2 separate regions of the Homo sapiens genome follow, and region 2 is linked to region 1. Evidence: chromatin loops called from intact Hi-C (ENCODE). Cell type or tissue: Caco-2. All regions are shown on one strand. Links, peaks and the distances in the headings refer to the core of each region. The heading gives the core; the rest is flanking DNA.

Region 1 (8,183 bases), core at 2,228-4,727:
CCTTCTAATTATATAATTGCTATTATATAAACCAATTTCCTTTCTGCTGGTTAAAGAAGAGACTATTTTATAGCAGTTCAACTATGTCACTTGTGTGTTAATAAAGCACTATTTGTATCATTCAGGATTTACCCATCATTTTATACTCACAAAATTTTAAGCAACATGACCACCATTACCTCTCTATGGATGGTAAGAATTTGACCCTTGAAGGAAACCACACAAATTTGCCTTATTCTTAGAGTAAATTTTTATTAAAAACCTATTTTCATATTCAAATCAATTGATGAATATTCTTTTTAGTTAGAAAAGATGCTTGTATGTAAGTATTTTTTCTTAGGGAGTATGCATGTCTGGCTTTATTCCCTGAATTGATTTAGAAGGCTTTGCCTGTTTTGGAAGGTCTACTGCCTTGAATCTGGGTAAATCTGAGATGTTCTCAGACCATCTGTAATCACATTGGTGGAACAGGTTATGTTTTTTAAAAGTAGCACTCCGGTGATTCTTGCTCACAGCGCTTCATAGCTAAGACTACAGATTTTCTTCTCTTGACTTCTCGGACATGCTAGGAAAGCCAACTTGCTTTAGTGGGTTCAGAAACCCTGATTCTGTGACATTGGGGAAAATATTGACTATATTTGAGGCTCAATTCTTATTCTGTAAAGTAAGATGTTGAGTGAGATGTTCTTTGAGTTCCCTTTAAATTATATAAACATTGTAAAGAGCTGATTAAGCTGACTTTTAATGCTTATTTATGAGGGTTCTTTGAAACAGATGACAGAGGAAAAAGCAGCAAAACTGGAGGAAGAAAAACCAAAAAATGGAGAATGTGTGGGCAGACCTGAGGGCTGGCTCATCATGGCAGGCAGCCTGGCTCTTGTTCCTCCCTCTGCTTCCGATAACTTTCCCCATGATATACTCTGAATGATCTCACACCAAGAGGAAAATCTGGGTGTGGGCTGAAAAGCAAGGGGGTGAATTTTACTGGTTGAGAATGCCAAGCTTAGTCTGAAATTCATTAGTTACTTGAGTGATAGTTAAAATGAGGGAACAGTAGGTCAGAGGGGCAGTAGAGAAGACAGGCAGAGGTGTCTAGTCATCCAGAGTTCACCTTTAAGGTCAGCTTATGCAAAAGTTTACCAAAATCAACAACCAACCAAGGTTTAGTTATATCATTTATATGGTTAACATATAATCACACCCCTAGAACATATGCCTCTCCCTAAAAAAGGTGCTCAGAGAATTTTATCTCTTTTAAATTTGTATCCTAACCACTTTTTCACTGTGTATGTGTATGTTTCTTATAAAATCACCTGGAGACCAATAGAGTCCCAAATAACTCTACCTGCTAGCTTAGGCACCTCTCCTTCATGGCTCTATGTCTCCTTTAGCTCTGTGTTTGCCACAGTACATTGCAGTGGTTTGCCTTTATTTCACTGCCCTTCAACAAGAGAAGTCCCTCAAGGGCATAAATTAAACCATATTTATTATGCTTTCCCAGAACTAAAACTGCTCCCAGCTCAGCATGGGCCAGACATGGAGCTAGGGGCAGGAGATGGGAAACGCAGGTCCAACCTTAGGTGCTTATAGTTCGGTGGGGGAATCAGGGGTAAAAATGTATACAATGTTAAATACTGTAGTAAATGTGGTCCAGGGTTCAGTAAGGAGTCAAAAAAGATTTGATTGTAAGGATGGAAGAATGAGAGAGAGTGATTGTAGAGGAGCTTGCTTAATAATCACTAAGCACTAGACTTTTTCCATCATCACAAGATATGACATCACCAGGATGAGAAATGCCAAATTAGAGGGTCAATTTTCTTACTTTCAAGGTAGTGATGAGGCTTTGTAGTTCCTGCACAGGTGCAACATAAAAAGTATTTAAGAAGTTGAATAGGCACTAGCCCACTCGACCCTGCCTCCAACTGTGTGCCTTATACTCCAAACTGGGTCCACCTGTAGCCTCTGTCCACACAGTCTGTTCTCTCTAACTGGAAATGCTTCTCTCCAGTTCTCTAAGGATTTCCCACACATCTGTGATAGATTAAAGATGGCTGCAAATCTTTGCTACTCCTTTCATTGAGAGATGGGATCTATATTCCTTCACATCGAATCTGGCTAGGCTCTGTGAATGCTTAACCACTAGAACAGGACAAGCCCAGGCCTCAGAGACTTGCAGCTTCCACTTCCTACTACTTGGAAAGCAGGTGCTGGAGGAAGCCAGCTGCTGTGAATTGATCTGACTACCCTGAGACTGCCATGCTGGTGTGAAGCCCAAGCCATGTGGAGAAGCCCTGGAGAATGAGATGCTGTGTGAAGAGAAGGAGAGTCTGAGGAACACCGAGATACTAGACAGGCAAGTGAGGGACCTTCTGGGAAGTGGATCCTTCAGCCTCAACTGCCTCCATGGACACTGTGTGGATCAGAGATGAACAACCCATCTGAGCCCTTCCTGAATTCCTCACCAACACATCAGGAGCAAAATAAGATGAGTGTTTTAAGGCTGTAAGTTTTGTTTGTCGCACAGAAATAAATATCTGGAACAATATCCTTCAAGACCTTGTTCACATATTACTGCTTGGGGGAACCAAGCAGTAATTGTTCTGTTTTGGGGGGCAGAGTGATTTTTTGTCTTATTTTCTCCAAAGTCCCTATGTCCAAAGCAGCAGCAGTGGCTTCCTTTTGTTAAATATCTCCTACATCTCAGGCACAGCACTTGCTTTTATGCATATATTTCCTTACTGATTTCTCAAAACAAATCTATCAAGATGTCCTCATTATATTGATCAGGAAGTTGGGACTCATAATTATTGAAGGTTACGCAATGGTAAGCTGTGGAGCTGGGATCTGGACCCAGTTCTGCGTGGCTCTTTCCATAGCAGTGCACTGTGTTTATTCCACCACTGTCATTCTAGATAACTATCTGCTTACAGATCTTTCTCCCACACCACACTGTGCAAGGGAGAGTTTCTATTCACTGCAGTGCTTCCCAGCATCTGGCATAGTGTCTCATGCTCAATAAATGTTCATTGAATGAGTAAACGGCCTGCAGGACAATTTTCAGAGAGTCAAATACAAGGCCCTATTCATGTAGAAACAGAATTGCTTTCTAGTGAAAAGGTAATAAGTCTCAGCAGTCCTCTGAAATCCAGATGGCAATGCCTACCTCCTCCATCCTGAGAATGTCAGCAATGGTAACATTGCTGAGTGTTTGGCCAAGGGACTGGCCTATCTTTACTTGAATCTTGAACACACAATACCTCAGCAAGTTCACAGGGAGCCAATATTGTTATCTGCTGTTGGTGTGAGACAACATCTCTTTAATAAATGAGCCAATTCCTAAACAATAGTGAACTCAGTCACCTCTGTGGCGAGTGTATCCTTCTATCTTTTACTGCTAAAGCTATGGGAATCAAGAATGCAGGGCAGGTCCTTACTTGAAAGGAGGGAGACAGATAAGCCGCATTAGATAATGCGGCACAGCCTAGATGTAGATAAGATGTTACGGAGGCTGGACTTTCCAATTTGCTGGTGCTCTCATCCTCATTTATTACGGACGAGAATTTTCCCTGGATCCTCTCAATCTTGCTATTGTTGACATTGTATTCTGACACTTTATTGGGAGGACTCCATAAGCATTTGCTTACCAGGATTCGGTATAGAATATGTAGGAGAAAACAGCACAGCCTGACTCCTTTTGTAAAAGCAGAACTGATGTGAGGAATTTCCAAGTAGAGCCAGTTAAATAAAATGCCAGTTTATAGCTTCAATCCTGCCAGATGATCTGAGATAACTTACAAAATGTGCCCTCTTCACAAGAATGTTTACATGGAGAAATAGCTGCAATAAATAATGAGCAACTGTCTGAAAGAGAGATTAGACTTCAGGGTGTTACTTTCTGTGTCACGCGGGTACCCCTCAGTGTGAAGTTAGGGACCTGTAAATCATTTAGGGGAGGGTAGAGATTTAGTTAATATTGTCCTATATTGAAAGAGAAAAATAAATTCCCATGATAGGATTTTTACATTTGTTAACGTATTTAATGAAAAAGAAGGATTTTGTGATGGACTGTGTTTTTAAATTCGCTTTCTGTTCCATTCTCTGAATACACCGAGGTTTAATTAAAAAAAAGTATAGTCTTGTAGGGGCAAAGTGGCTATAATCTTGTGGGTTTTCTGATGTGCAGACACTCTTTTGCTGGCCATCTGAAGGCCTGTACTCTTGTCAATAACATGTCAGCTTTGTACGCCGTCTGAGGAATGTGTTTGAAACTCAAGGGGAAAATATGGATCATCCACTGTTTGTATTATATTTCTTTCTTGCATGTCTGTCATTTTCATTGGAACATTCAGTAAAATTAGGTCAGTTATGGTTTTAGTTAGCAATGCAGCTCTTGTGTTGTACACAAATCATATGATGTTTCTAATTATCTCTGCTTTTTAACATTGATCTGAAACCAAATCCTTAACTATGCATGGCTTAGAGGTGTTTCTCTTTTCCCTTCTCCTTTTTGTTTTGACTTCTTTCTGGAACTAAAATGAAACTTAATCTTGAAACAGCAAGATATAATAGTTTTGGCTTTATAGGCAGCTTAAAAGTCCAGGGTTAAGAGGAAAAGAAATGAATAATTATTAGTTATACAGTTGTAAGTGGAAATTTTTGAAGTAATTAATTGGGTGATCCACTACTCTTTTTCTAAAAGTTAATGCTGTGCTTATCTTTGAACTTTAGAGCTACTCAGATGGAGCTTTGGAAATCTCAGTGGTCTGTCTCAGGCCAAGAACTCTAGATTATCTGCCTCTTGAGCTGTGTTCAGTTTCCAAGAGGAGGGAAGCAATTGGAAAGGATTTCCTAAGGTCTCAAAATTTGAGCCTCTATGTGGTTGGCAGAGGGATGAAAGCCTGGGACATGCAACATTATGTATAAGGAGAAAATTGGGCATTAAAAAAAAACTAAGTAGCAAAGGGAATGGAATCCCAAAGGGACATTTTAAAAAGCATTTCTCTATTGGCCTTTAAAAACAGGATGGATCCCCCTCAGTCTAGTTTATCAGTTGCTACATCAAACAAACTGTACAGAGTGACTCAAGGCAGGGACTGAAGACTTCCAAATGCTTTCAAATCTGCCACTCTGTGAAAAGACAGGAAAACCTTCAGTGTCACTTTGGTGGCCCTTTGGGACTGGTTGTTGGTAGTGTTCTCATTAAGGGTATTGTGCATGGAAGATTCTTGGAAGCAGAGAGAAGCTGCACCAGAGGAAAAGAAACAATTTCATTTATGATCCATCTGCTTTTCCCCTTCTTCTTCCCTAACATTTATTGAATACTTAGTAGGTGCTGAGTGCTATGACAAACTGTAGGAATTAGCTAAGAAAAAAGAGTAGGAGATGGTTCTTGCCCTCTAGGAGCCCACACTCTGGTGAAGGGAGGTATATGTGTGAACAAATTACGATGATGAGGTCTGACACAGATACTGTGCTTGGCTGAATTGTGTTCCACAAAAAGATATGTCCAAGCCCTAACCCCAAGTACCCATAAATATAAAGCTATTTAGAAATAGGATATTTGCAGATGTAATGAAGGGTCTCACGATGAGATCATCCTGGATTTAGGATGGGCCCTCAATCTTTTACTGTGTCCTTATATAAGAAAGGAGAGGAAAATTTGAGACACAGAGACACACAGAGGTTATGTGATGATCAGGGAAAGAGACTGGAATTATGCAACCCCAAAAGGTGGCCAGAGGTCACAAGCTGGAAATTGGCAAGGAAGATTCTCCCTCAGAGCCTCCAGGAGGAACCAACCCCACCACCCCCTTGATTTTAAATTTCTGGCCTCCAGAACTGTGAGAGCATTAATCTCTTGTTTTAATTTGCTACAGGAGCCTCAGGAAATTCTTATAGGTATACATAAAATACTGTACCAGAAGGAGAAAGGAGCAACTGTGTCTAAGTTTCAGGGAAGGTGTCCCAGAGAAGGTGCTATTTAGGGTCTTGACAGAACAGCTTGCCAGTTGCACAAAGGTGTGAAGGACAATACAGGTGGAAGAGACATAATGGCAAATTCAAAGTTAATAAGCAGATGTCTTCAGCAAATGCTGTGTAATTCAGTGTCACGGGAGTACAGGATGTGATATGGAGAATAAGAGAAAATTAAAAATTGCAGCAGGCTGTGTGCGATGGCTCATGCCTGTAATCCCAGCATTTTGGGAGGCCAAGGCAGGAGTATCGTTTGAGTCCAGGAGTTCAAGACCAGCCTGGGCAACATGACGAAGCCCCATCTCTACAAACAAACAAACAAACAAACAAACAAAAACCATAAAAATTAGCTGGTGTGACCAGGTGTGGTGGCTCATGCCTGTAATCCCAGCACTTTGGGAGGCTGAGGCAGGCAGATCATTTGAGGTCAGGAGTTTGAGACCAGCCTGGCTAACATGGTGAAACCCCATCTCTACTAAAAATATAAATATTAGCCAGGCGTGGTGGCAGGCGCTTGTAATCTCAGCTATTCAGGAGGCTGAGGCAGGAGAATTGCTTGAACCCGGGTGACAGAGGCTACAGTGAGCTGAGATTGTGTCACTGCACTCCAGCCTGGGTGACAGAGTGAGACTTTGTCTCAAAAAGAAAAAAATTAGCCAGCATGGAAGCGCATGCCTGTTGTCCCAGCTACTTGGGGAGGCTGAGGTGGGAGGATTACTTGAGCCCTGGAGGCAGAGGTTGCAGTGAGCTGAGATTGTGTCACTGCGCTCTAGCCTGTGCTATAAAGCAAGGCTTTGTCTCCAAAAAAAAAAAAAAAAAAAAATTCAGTAAAATCGTGAAGGCTCTGTATTGTATACTGAGGAGAATTGGACTTTTATCTAGGCTATTTGTCCTTAACTTCTATGCCACAGTGCAGTGTGCCCAGGAGATATGTTGCAAGTAATTTATTATGAATACTAAAATGCTGAAATTTTCTAAAATGATTAGTTTTGCTCTCAACTAGAGAACACTTGAAGTTATTTTGATACATAAGTCTTCCTTCACTTTTATTTTGATGTGTTTCTTCAGTGGAAAAGAAAAAGGAGGGGTTATGGCAAACATTCAGTGAATTATATAGAAAGTGACCCATTAGTGCATATGAACATCTGTTCTAAGTGTGGTAGAAAACTGGTTGAGAATCACTGCTTCAGGCAATAAGGACCAGAGGAAACTTTGAAGTCAAACGGTGGGAAGAAGATGATTTTGACTTTTCAGGATGATAACTTTGAAGGTAATGTTGAGAATGGACAAAAATTGAGATATGTTTATCCCAGGGAGCTGGTTACAGTACCTGTGACCTGAATCAGTGGCAGTTGTGATCTTAGATAGTGGCTTTGTGGATGGACAAGTAAGGAGGGCTCAAGAAATCTTTCTGAGATAGAAATGACTAGTCCATGTGATGAGGATCATTTCTTCAAAGCTTGGAAGAGTGGATAGATGATGATGTCATTGACTGATTAGGGAATAGGGAGAAAGAATAAGTTTGTGGGAGAAGACCATGAGTTCAAGTTTGGGCATATTTGGTTTGAATTGACTGTAGCATATCCAAGAAGAGGTGCCTGGTTTATTGTAGAAGATAGAGTACTGGGAATTATCACCCATTATGGGGTTTGATTTCATGGTGGGAAACCACTCAGTTGAGGAAAGCTGTTTATGGTACAACCCTTAGAAGAGGGCCATGATCGAAGCTTTGCAGAAACATGTCATTACAGGAGACAAAAGACAATGTGTCAGTGAAGTGTCCTGAGAAAGAATGACTGTTTATATACATAAGGATAGGAGAGAAACAAAAAAAATAAGACTCTCTTGAAAACCAAGGGAGAGCAGGTATATTTGCCTTCTAGGGCTGCCATAACAAATTACTGCAAACTGGTGGCTTAAAACAACAGAAATGCATTCTTTTACAGTTCTGGATGCTAGAAATCCTAAATCACAGTGCCAGCAAAGCCACATTCTCTCCAAAGGCTCTAGGGGAGAATTTTCCCCTGCCTCTTCAGCTTTTGGTGGCTTCTGGTGTTCCTTGGCTTGTGGCTGAGCAACTTCAACCTCTGCCTCCATCTCTACATGAGCTGCTTCTCTTTGTCTTTGTGTCTCAAATCTCCCTCTTGTTTTCCTTATAAGGAAATCAGTCATTGGACTTAGAGCCCATCCTGAATGCAGGATGATTTCAT
Region 2 (8,183 bases), core at 3,835-6,334, 330 kb before region 1:
CTGCCAATAGTCACTGGCGATGCCGTTTGTTTTTCTTAGAGGGTAATGAAAATTTAACAGCTTTCTGCTGCATCCTGAGTCCCGCTCCTAATAACTATTAACATGCCTAGTTTCTTCAACTTTTTCTACCTCAAGAGAGGAAGACGCTCCCATTTTTTCCCTATATCTGTGCTACATTCAGCAAACACCATCGCGGGGCAGGGGGTTGGGGAGAGTGGTGGGAGTTGATTCGCCTCTGCCAAAAAGCCACCAGCCCCTTTCCCCAGCGCTAGAGGAGAGAATCGGTACCCTCCCTCCGGACGCCAGTAGGTGACAGGCGATCCTAAGCGGCGGGAACACGCCAACGCACCCTCGCCTCCCGGCGCCCCGCATCGCCTCGACCCTCGGGCTACAGAACCTGTTTCCACGCCGGAGAAAACCAAGGGAAGAGTTGGTTGTGATGCAGCAAACAGGAGCCATGCGGAGAGCCTCTGCGGAGCCCTGGCGATGCTGCAGCCAATATCTGCTTTCCCTGTCTACACAGCCCAACAAACCGATTATGACCTTCTCCCTGATCTTCTGCGACACCGACCCAGTCTGGGTGTCACAGACTCCGGCGGTGCCAGCGAAGGTGCCCGGCCCTACCCCTGCGGCGCTCGCCCCCCACCACCGCGCCGCAGCCCCCTCTGCGGAATCCGCCGGGATCCAGGCTGCCACTCACCTCGCGCGAGGGAGACGCAACTCGGCTGCACTGTCCTCGGCGCCGCTGCGGGGCTGCTGGGCTGCGGGGCTGCGGGGCTGAGGAGCTGCGGTCCGCGGCGTCAGGGGTGGGCGAGGGTGAGCAGCGCACGAACCATCCAGAGCCCAGAAAGTCTCCGTGCCGACCGCGGCGCGTCTCGGGGAAGTCAGCGCAGGCTGCGCGAGGCTGGCATGTTCCGGGCGCGCTGTCGGGCGGCGGCGGCCGCGGGAGACGGCGCTGGCAGCTGGGCTGCAGGCGGAGTGCGCTCGGGCTCCGGAGCCGCGCGCTGCGGCGCCGCCGCGCACCCCGCCCTCGGCCGCGGGGCCCGGCGCGAGCGAAAACGCGGAGCGCGGACGCCGCCGCGGGATCGAGGCCGCTGGGCGCGCGCCCACGCGTACCCCGGCTCGGCCCTGAAAGCGAGGTCGGGCCCGGCTCGGGCCGCGCCCGGGGGCAGGGCTGCGAGCAGGCCTGGGACCGGCTCCACGCGCAGCCAGTGGGGCAGAGCAGCAGGCGGATTATGCGCAGGGAGAAAAAAGTTCACCAACCGCGGTCCAGAGTCGCAAGTGCGGCTCGCTCGGAGCCTCTGCCCCGCCCCCGATTATAAGCCTTTTTTTTTTTTTTTTTTTAACCAACAATCCCGATGGACTGAAACACAGGAAGAGTGAAGGGACGGGGTGGGGGGTGGGGGAGAGACAAACCCAATTTCCTCTGATCAAACGATTTGGGTAGGGGTGCCTATTTGAGTTCCTTCTCCTTCGGGGGGTGTGTGAAGGGGGCAGTTAATTAAACACTTAGATTCCTTCCGGCGCGCCTTGCCGAGCTGGGGACCCGTTTGGACTCGATCCTGTCTCGTGTAATCCCACAGGCTGGTCTGAGTCTCTGCCCCGGAACCGGAGGAGTGATCTTTCAGAGCAAGAAGCCAAAGTTCAGCCTCTAGTCCGTTCCCTTCCCCGCCTCGACGGCCCTGGTCGTCTCCATGAAAACTCAGTGTGGGGGATCGTGCCCGCGAAAACCTCAGCCCACCGCAATGTCCAGAGCCTGACCCAAGTGAACGTGGCGCACTTAAAAGCGGGTTCAAAGCATTGATCCGAACACGGTGACAATTTTTCACTGGCCAAACTACTCTCCACATTTTCAGTCTGCTCAATTCCCAGAGCTGGGCTCTCAGGCGCACTCACCCACGTTGAACTGGGGCTCAGCCTGTTTGAAAGTTCTGCCCTGACATTTGTGTCACACTAAACCTTAGAACCCCCCACCCTCTCCAGTTCCGGATCGGTGGAGTCTCACCGTGTGGGTACTATTTCCCTGGACTGCAGAGGGCAGACACAGGCGGCAGCTGTTAACCCGAACTTGACAGGTGCCTCTGCAAAGCCAGGGCTTCCTTGACCTCTCCATCCTCTCCACAACGCTCTAGGATACTGTATCATCTTCCAGGAAGATGAGGATGTGTGTGGGGGGAGTGTGGAGGGAGGTGTTGACTGATGCAATTTTTATCCTTTTAAGAAAAATCAAAACTGCCAGTCTCAGAATTTCTCAGAACATCAAGTCTTTTCGATTTTCGTTGGGAATAAAGCAAAGGAATACTCAGCAAAAATGGAGCCGATGAAAAGAGAATGCAAGGAAATAAAGGCAAATGGAGGAGGAAACTGTCTAAATCCAGGAAAATGTATGGCTTCAGCACTGTGCTCTATAATTCTGACTCAGATCTCCCCACGCTGTAGATACTTTCTCCTGTCTAGATGCCCAGGCAGAGTTCCTGAGCTCAGATCACTCAGGAAACAAGGCTGTTGCTTTTGAAATAATTCCACTTGCTAGCGTTGTTTTTTTTTTTTTTTTTTTTTTTTTTTTTTTTTGAGACGGAGTTTCGCTCTTGTCACACAGGCTGGAGTGCAGTGGCGCGATCTCCGCTCACTGCAACCTCCGCCCCGCCCCCGTGTTGAAGCGATTCTCCTTCCTCAACCTCCCGAGTAGCTGGGATTACAGGCACCTGCCACCGCGCCCAGGTAATTTTTGTATTTTTAGTAGAGACAGTTTCCCCATGTTGGCCAGGCTGGTCTCGAACTCCTGACCTCAGGTGACGAGAATCTGGGAAAGAACAAACCAGGTTTTCTTGCCCCTCAGCATTTTATTGGAATTGGCCTTTGAAGTTGTGTCTGTTTATCTTGCTGGGGTTACAAATGCTTCTATTAAGCTATCAACTTTTAGGTTCTATCTAACCTCCAGAACTGCCAAAGAAAATTTCACTACCTCCATAGGTGAAATAAATCTTATTGCTGTACAGTGACTTCACAAAGGTTTTGTTTGTTGAGCATCTATTATGTGGAGCAGACACCCTGAGCACTGTGGATGATACATGGTCATTCCCTCTGGAGGATTACTGCCTCTTTGGACTGTGTGCTGGGCAGCATCTTTTGGATCCATTGCAAAGGTGAATACTTGGCCTTCAACCAGGACTCATAAAATTACTCCGGCCAGTGCATGTGATGGTCTGAGGTCACAACAGTCTGATTTCAAATTTCAGCCCCACCGCTTACCAAATGTAGCCTGGGGTAATGTAGTTAACCTCTCTCAGGCTTAGTTTCTCATTGGTAAGTGAGGGTAATAATATTCAGCTCAGGGAACTGTTGGGAAGATTGAATGCTGCAGAAATCACTGGAACGTTTGTATTTCATTTTATAAGGCATCTTCTCACAAGCACCCTTCTCTATAGCAGCCTCCATGCAAAATCCCACAAGTAGAAAAGAACTGTTTTTTATTTAATCTGAAAAAGCATTCTTCATTGTGAACTCTTGAATTGCTCCTGGGTCTCTTTTTCTTTTTTCTGAGTCTGTTTTATTAATGGTGTTATTTTCTTTGTCTTTACAAAGCAACATGATGTCATACCTTTTGTAAGAAATCAATTCACTTAGAGAATGTCTACTTTTCTTTTTTGAGACACCCTTGATCTGTCACCCAGTCTGGAGTGCAGTGGTGATCACAGCTCACTTCAGCCTCAAACTCCTGGGCTCAAGTGATCCTCCCGCCACAGCCTCCCGAGTAGCTGAGACTACAGGCATGCACTACCGTACGTGGCTAAGTAACTTCTTTTTATTTTATTTATTTATTTGAGATGGAGTCTTGCTCTTCGCCCAGGCTGGCGTGAAATGGCACGATCTTGGCTCACTGCAAACTCTGACCCCAGGGTTCATGCAATTCTCCTGCCTCAGCTGCCCGAGTAGCTGGGACTACAGGTGCATGCCATCACACCCAGCTAATTTTTGTATTTTTAGTACAGACGGGGTTTCGCCATGTTGGCCAGGCTGGTCTTGAACTCCTGACCTCAAGTGATCCACCTGCCTTGGCCTCCCAAAGTGCTAGGATTACAGGCATGAGCCACTGAGCCTGGCTGCAACTTCTTTTTAAAAATAACATTTTTGTGTGTTGAATTGTGTCCTCCAAAACTTCATGTTGAAGTCCTTAACTGCAGTACCTCAGAATGCAACCTTATTTGGAGATAAGGTCTTTGCAGAGTTAATCAAGTTAACATGAGGTCACTAAGTTCAGTCCTAATCCAATATGATTTTTATCCTTATAAAAAGGGGAAACTTGGGCAGGCATAGTGACTCATGCCTATACTCCCAGCACTTTGGGAGGCTGAGGTGGGAGAGTCACTTAAGCCCAGGAGTTTGAGATGAGCCTGGGCAACAGGCAACACAGGGAGATCTTGTCTCTCCAAAAAAAAAAAAAAGGAAAAAAAAGAAAGAAATCGCCAGGTGTGGTGGCATGGGCATGCACCTATGTTCCCAGCTACTGGAAGGCTGAGGCAGGACAATCACTTGAGCCCAGGACATCGAGGCTGTGGTGAGCCATTATGGTGTCCCTGCACTCTAGCCTGGGCAATACAGCGAGACCGTGTCTCAAAAAGAGGTGGGGAGCAGAATTTGGAGACAGACATGCACACAGGGAGAATACCACATAGAGGTGAAGGCGGAGATCAGGGTGATGCTTCTGCAAGCCAAGGAACATCATTGATTGCCAGCAAATTACCAGAAGCCAGGAGAGAGGCACGGAACAGATTCTTCCTCACAGCTCTCAGAAGGAACCAACCCTGCCCACACCTTGATCTCAGACTTTCCACCTGCACAACTGTAAGACAATAAATTTCAGTTGTTTCAGCCACCCAGTTTGTGGTACTTTATTATGGTAGCCCCAGCAAACTAGTACAATACCCAACCATGTCATGCTCTGAATGTGTCGTGGCTCACTAAAGAGGATTTTCATATTTAGATGAAGAATTCGTGACAGTGTGGGCCACAAGCTTGAGAATTAAGCAACAATCAGACAGTGTTGGCAGTCTTTGTTTGATTCCCAGGTCTGTTTGATTCCTAGGATTTGCTTGGCGTCTGCTCCCTGTGTCTCTTGTTCATCCACATCTGGGACTCCTTTCTTTGACTTGCAGACCCAGCCCCAACCAGTGTTTGCAGGGTGAATCAGTGTTGACCCTATAATGATCTGCAAGGGCCTGGCTGTCAGGCGTGCTCCCGGGCTGCAAATCCTACTTATGCTCTTCAGGGCTTTCAGGATAGAGTGCACACTCCTTGGATTAGTTCTAAAGGTCTTTTATATTTGCACTATGCCTATCTCTCTGGCTTATTTTTTTTTTACTACTCTCCACCCTTGTTTGCTCTAACCATATTAAGCTATTTACAGTTCTTCAAAAGCATCAGGCTGTTTTATGACTCTGTGCTTTGAAAATACCTAGAATGTTACCCACTGAAAATTGCCCTCTTTATTAGCTAACTCCTGCTTATCCTTTACCATTCGACTCAAACATCACCTTCTTGGTAGTCCATTGATGTGCATTATTTATTGTTTTGTCTGCCAAGCTTGTTTCTCCTTCTTTGTAATGCCCCCAATTTCCCTTGAGGAACCATCATCTCCCACTGTCAGTGCACATGGATTAGTTGGAGACTCATCCCTGGTTTTGGTGTTAGGATCAGGTGACCCAGACCTGGAAAATTAGAGCACTGGATCCCCTGACCAAAAGATTAGTTCAGGGATGGGCATGTGACCCAGGTCAAGTATTGGGATTTGTGCATGAGCTTTTAGTGATGCCATAACAACAACTTCAACAAGTATTTATTGATCACTTATATACCAGCCACTGCCTTGCTGGGAATTCAACAGTAAACCAAATATCCAAAGTCTCTATCTATCCTTATGGATTTTTTATTCATAGACAGGAGATATTCTCTTGTTCTTCTGTCTTTTAAACATACATCTTGGAATGCAAAGGTCTAGATTCCAGAAACTATTTTGTCACCACAGGAAGCCTGAGCATTGAGCAAGCATGAAGGAGGATAGAAGGGAGAGATGGTGAGAGAACAGGATCTGATGGCATGATTTGAGCTCCTGGATCAAACTCTACCTGAAAATGAACTACCACTAAACTTTTCAGTTAATTTAATATTTTGTTGTCATTTAAGCCAGTTTGGGGTTTAAGTGACTTACAAATTAAGGAGTACCGTTTGGTACACCCTTCCACCATTTAGAGGCTACTTTTCTCTGTTGAACCTTATACTCCTCTATCATTTTGTTTATTCGATTAGTTATTCCTTTATTCCGGAAAAGATTTATGTCCACTTACTGTTATGTACCCATAACACATAGCAAGTTAGCATAACTTGAAAGTAGATATGAAAGATGAGAAAAATAAATGAGACAAGTTCATAAAATTCATCCCATAAAGAGTGAGACACGATTTAGTTTTCAGATTTCTAGCAGCCAATGTGACGATGGTTATATAATTCCTACACAATGGAAAAGGTATCTAAATTAAAACAATCCTGTTCTTAGGAGAAGTATGACTATTAGTAAATTGAAGAGCAGAAAGAATCACCCACACCCCAGGTCCACGTGAAGAAGGCTCTAGAGAAATGATGAATAACATCCTCACAGAGCACTCACAATGTGTTTCTTGGGGATGTTTCTCAGAGCACCCATGAATTCAATGAAATTTATTTTTTAGAAGAGCAATTTAATTACTTCATTTTGTCCGGTCATGGTGGCTCACGCCTGTGATTCCAGCACTTTGGGAGGCTGAGAAGGGTGGATCACCTGAGGTCAGGAGTTCGAGACCAGCCTGGCCAACATGGTGAAACCCCGCCTCTACTAAAAATACAAAAATTAGCCAGGCATGGTGGTGAGTGTCTGTAATCCCAGCTACTTGGGAGGCTGAGGAAAGAGAAATGCTTGAGCCTGTGATGTGGAGGTTGCAGTGAGCTGAGACTGCACCACTGCACTCCAGCCTGGGAGACAGAGAGAGATGCCATCTCAACAACAACAACAACAACAACAAAAATCACTTCATTTTGTAACAGGCACTTAACAGAATATATGACAATTACAATAAAGTGAGTAGTCCGAAGTATTCTGGTATTGCATAGTTGGAGGGAATGGAGGTAGAGTGAGGGAAGACTTCTTGGAAGAAGAGGCATCTAGAAGATGAACTAACTGAGGGTAAGATGTGTGCATGTAGGTGTGTGTGCTCACGTGTCTAAGCATTTTGGGCAGAGGGAACATCATGTGTAAAGGTGAGGAGGTAAATGCAAATAGGCTGAATCTAAGGACATGAAATATGTCCAGACTGGCTGCAGCATGGGGCACAAAAGGAGAGCAGTGAGGTGGAGGCTTGGAGGAACCTGCAGAGGAGGGCAGAGGCTGAGGCATGTAGGAGCTTAAAAGCAGGGACAAGTTTTGTGGGAGAAGATAAGGAGTTCTGTTTTGGATTATCAGAGAAAGTAATCTGCAAAACTGGCTAAAAGAAGAAGCCAGAGAGATAGGAAGGAGATAGTGAGAAAGTGTTGAATGAATACCAAAGACGAGGGCATTTCAGGAAGAGAGCAGTACCTACCCTCAGCTAAGTTTTAAGCTCCCCAGAGCAAACTGTGCTTCATGCAGCCCTAGAGTCCCACCACTAAGAGGTTTAAAGGAGGCCCTCGAAGGGTCTGATGGGTGGGCTTTGGGGATCCCAGGAGGATTCAGCAGTTTATAATAGTTCTGTAAAGCAGACCAAGCTGATCTGCACTTCCTTCAGGCAATCCTCCACAAATATGCTTTCACCAGGCTTTTGGGAGTATGGCCAGCAGCGATTTTGAGATTATAATCCTTGGGCAATACTCAACTATTCCGTGTTGTTCATTAAAAAATGAATTATATATTTTCACAGTCAACTGAGCTGAATTGATAATTTCATAAAAAGCTGAGTTTACTTAGTACATATGCAAGAATTGAAGGCCATTTCCCCTCTGCTCAAAGATGAGCGGAAGGAGGACATTGGGTCAGAGTTCATTCCTTTGTCACAGCAATCTTTATCATCTTTAATTTGCTGCCTTTTCCATTAGTTTGTTCCTTGAGGGCAGAATGCTGCCTAATTCAATGTTGCGACTCCAGTGCCTGGCACAGTAACTAGAACAGAGTAGGTGCT

The links. Hi-C counts contacts between places; a loop is a spot of excess contacts. Peaks named below come from ENCODE experiments on the same cell type or tissue, not always from the same donor. Only the 100,000 strongest peaks of a DNase experiment are listed, where the experiment ranks them.
Region 2: a loop joins it to region 1, with 12 times the contacts of the local background. A loop is called at or near these places in 5 of 110 quality-filtered maps.

Annotation. Positions count from the first base shown.
Region 1 is chr12:42,918,976-42,927,158 of GRCh38, forward strand. No RefSeq gene overlaps it. Among named protein-coding and RNA genes, the nearest start is that of LINC02450, 230 kb to the left of the region's middle. In Caco-2, for the core only: no CTCF peak of the experiment used is centred there; a DNase peak (open chromatin) is centred at 3,346.
Region 2 is chr12:42,588,765-42,596,947 of GRCh38, forward strand. It overlaps PRICKLE1 (prickle planar cell polarity protein 1), which reads right to left and starts at 982. Exons shown (of 8, transcript NM_153026.3): 1 at 701-982. RefSeq lists a silencer at 986-1,235 and an enhancer at 1,705-2,262. In Caco-2, for the core only: no CTCF peak of the experiment used is centred there; a DNase peak (open chromatin) is centred at 5,207.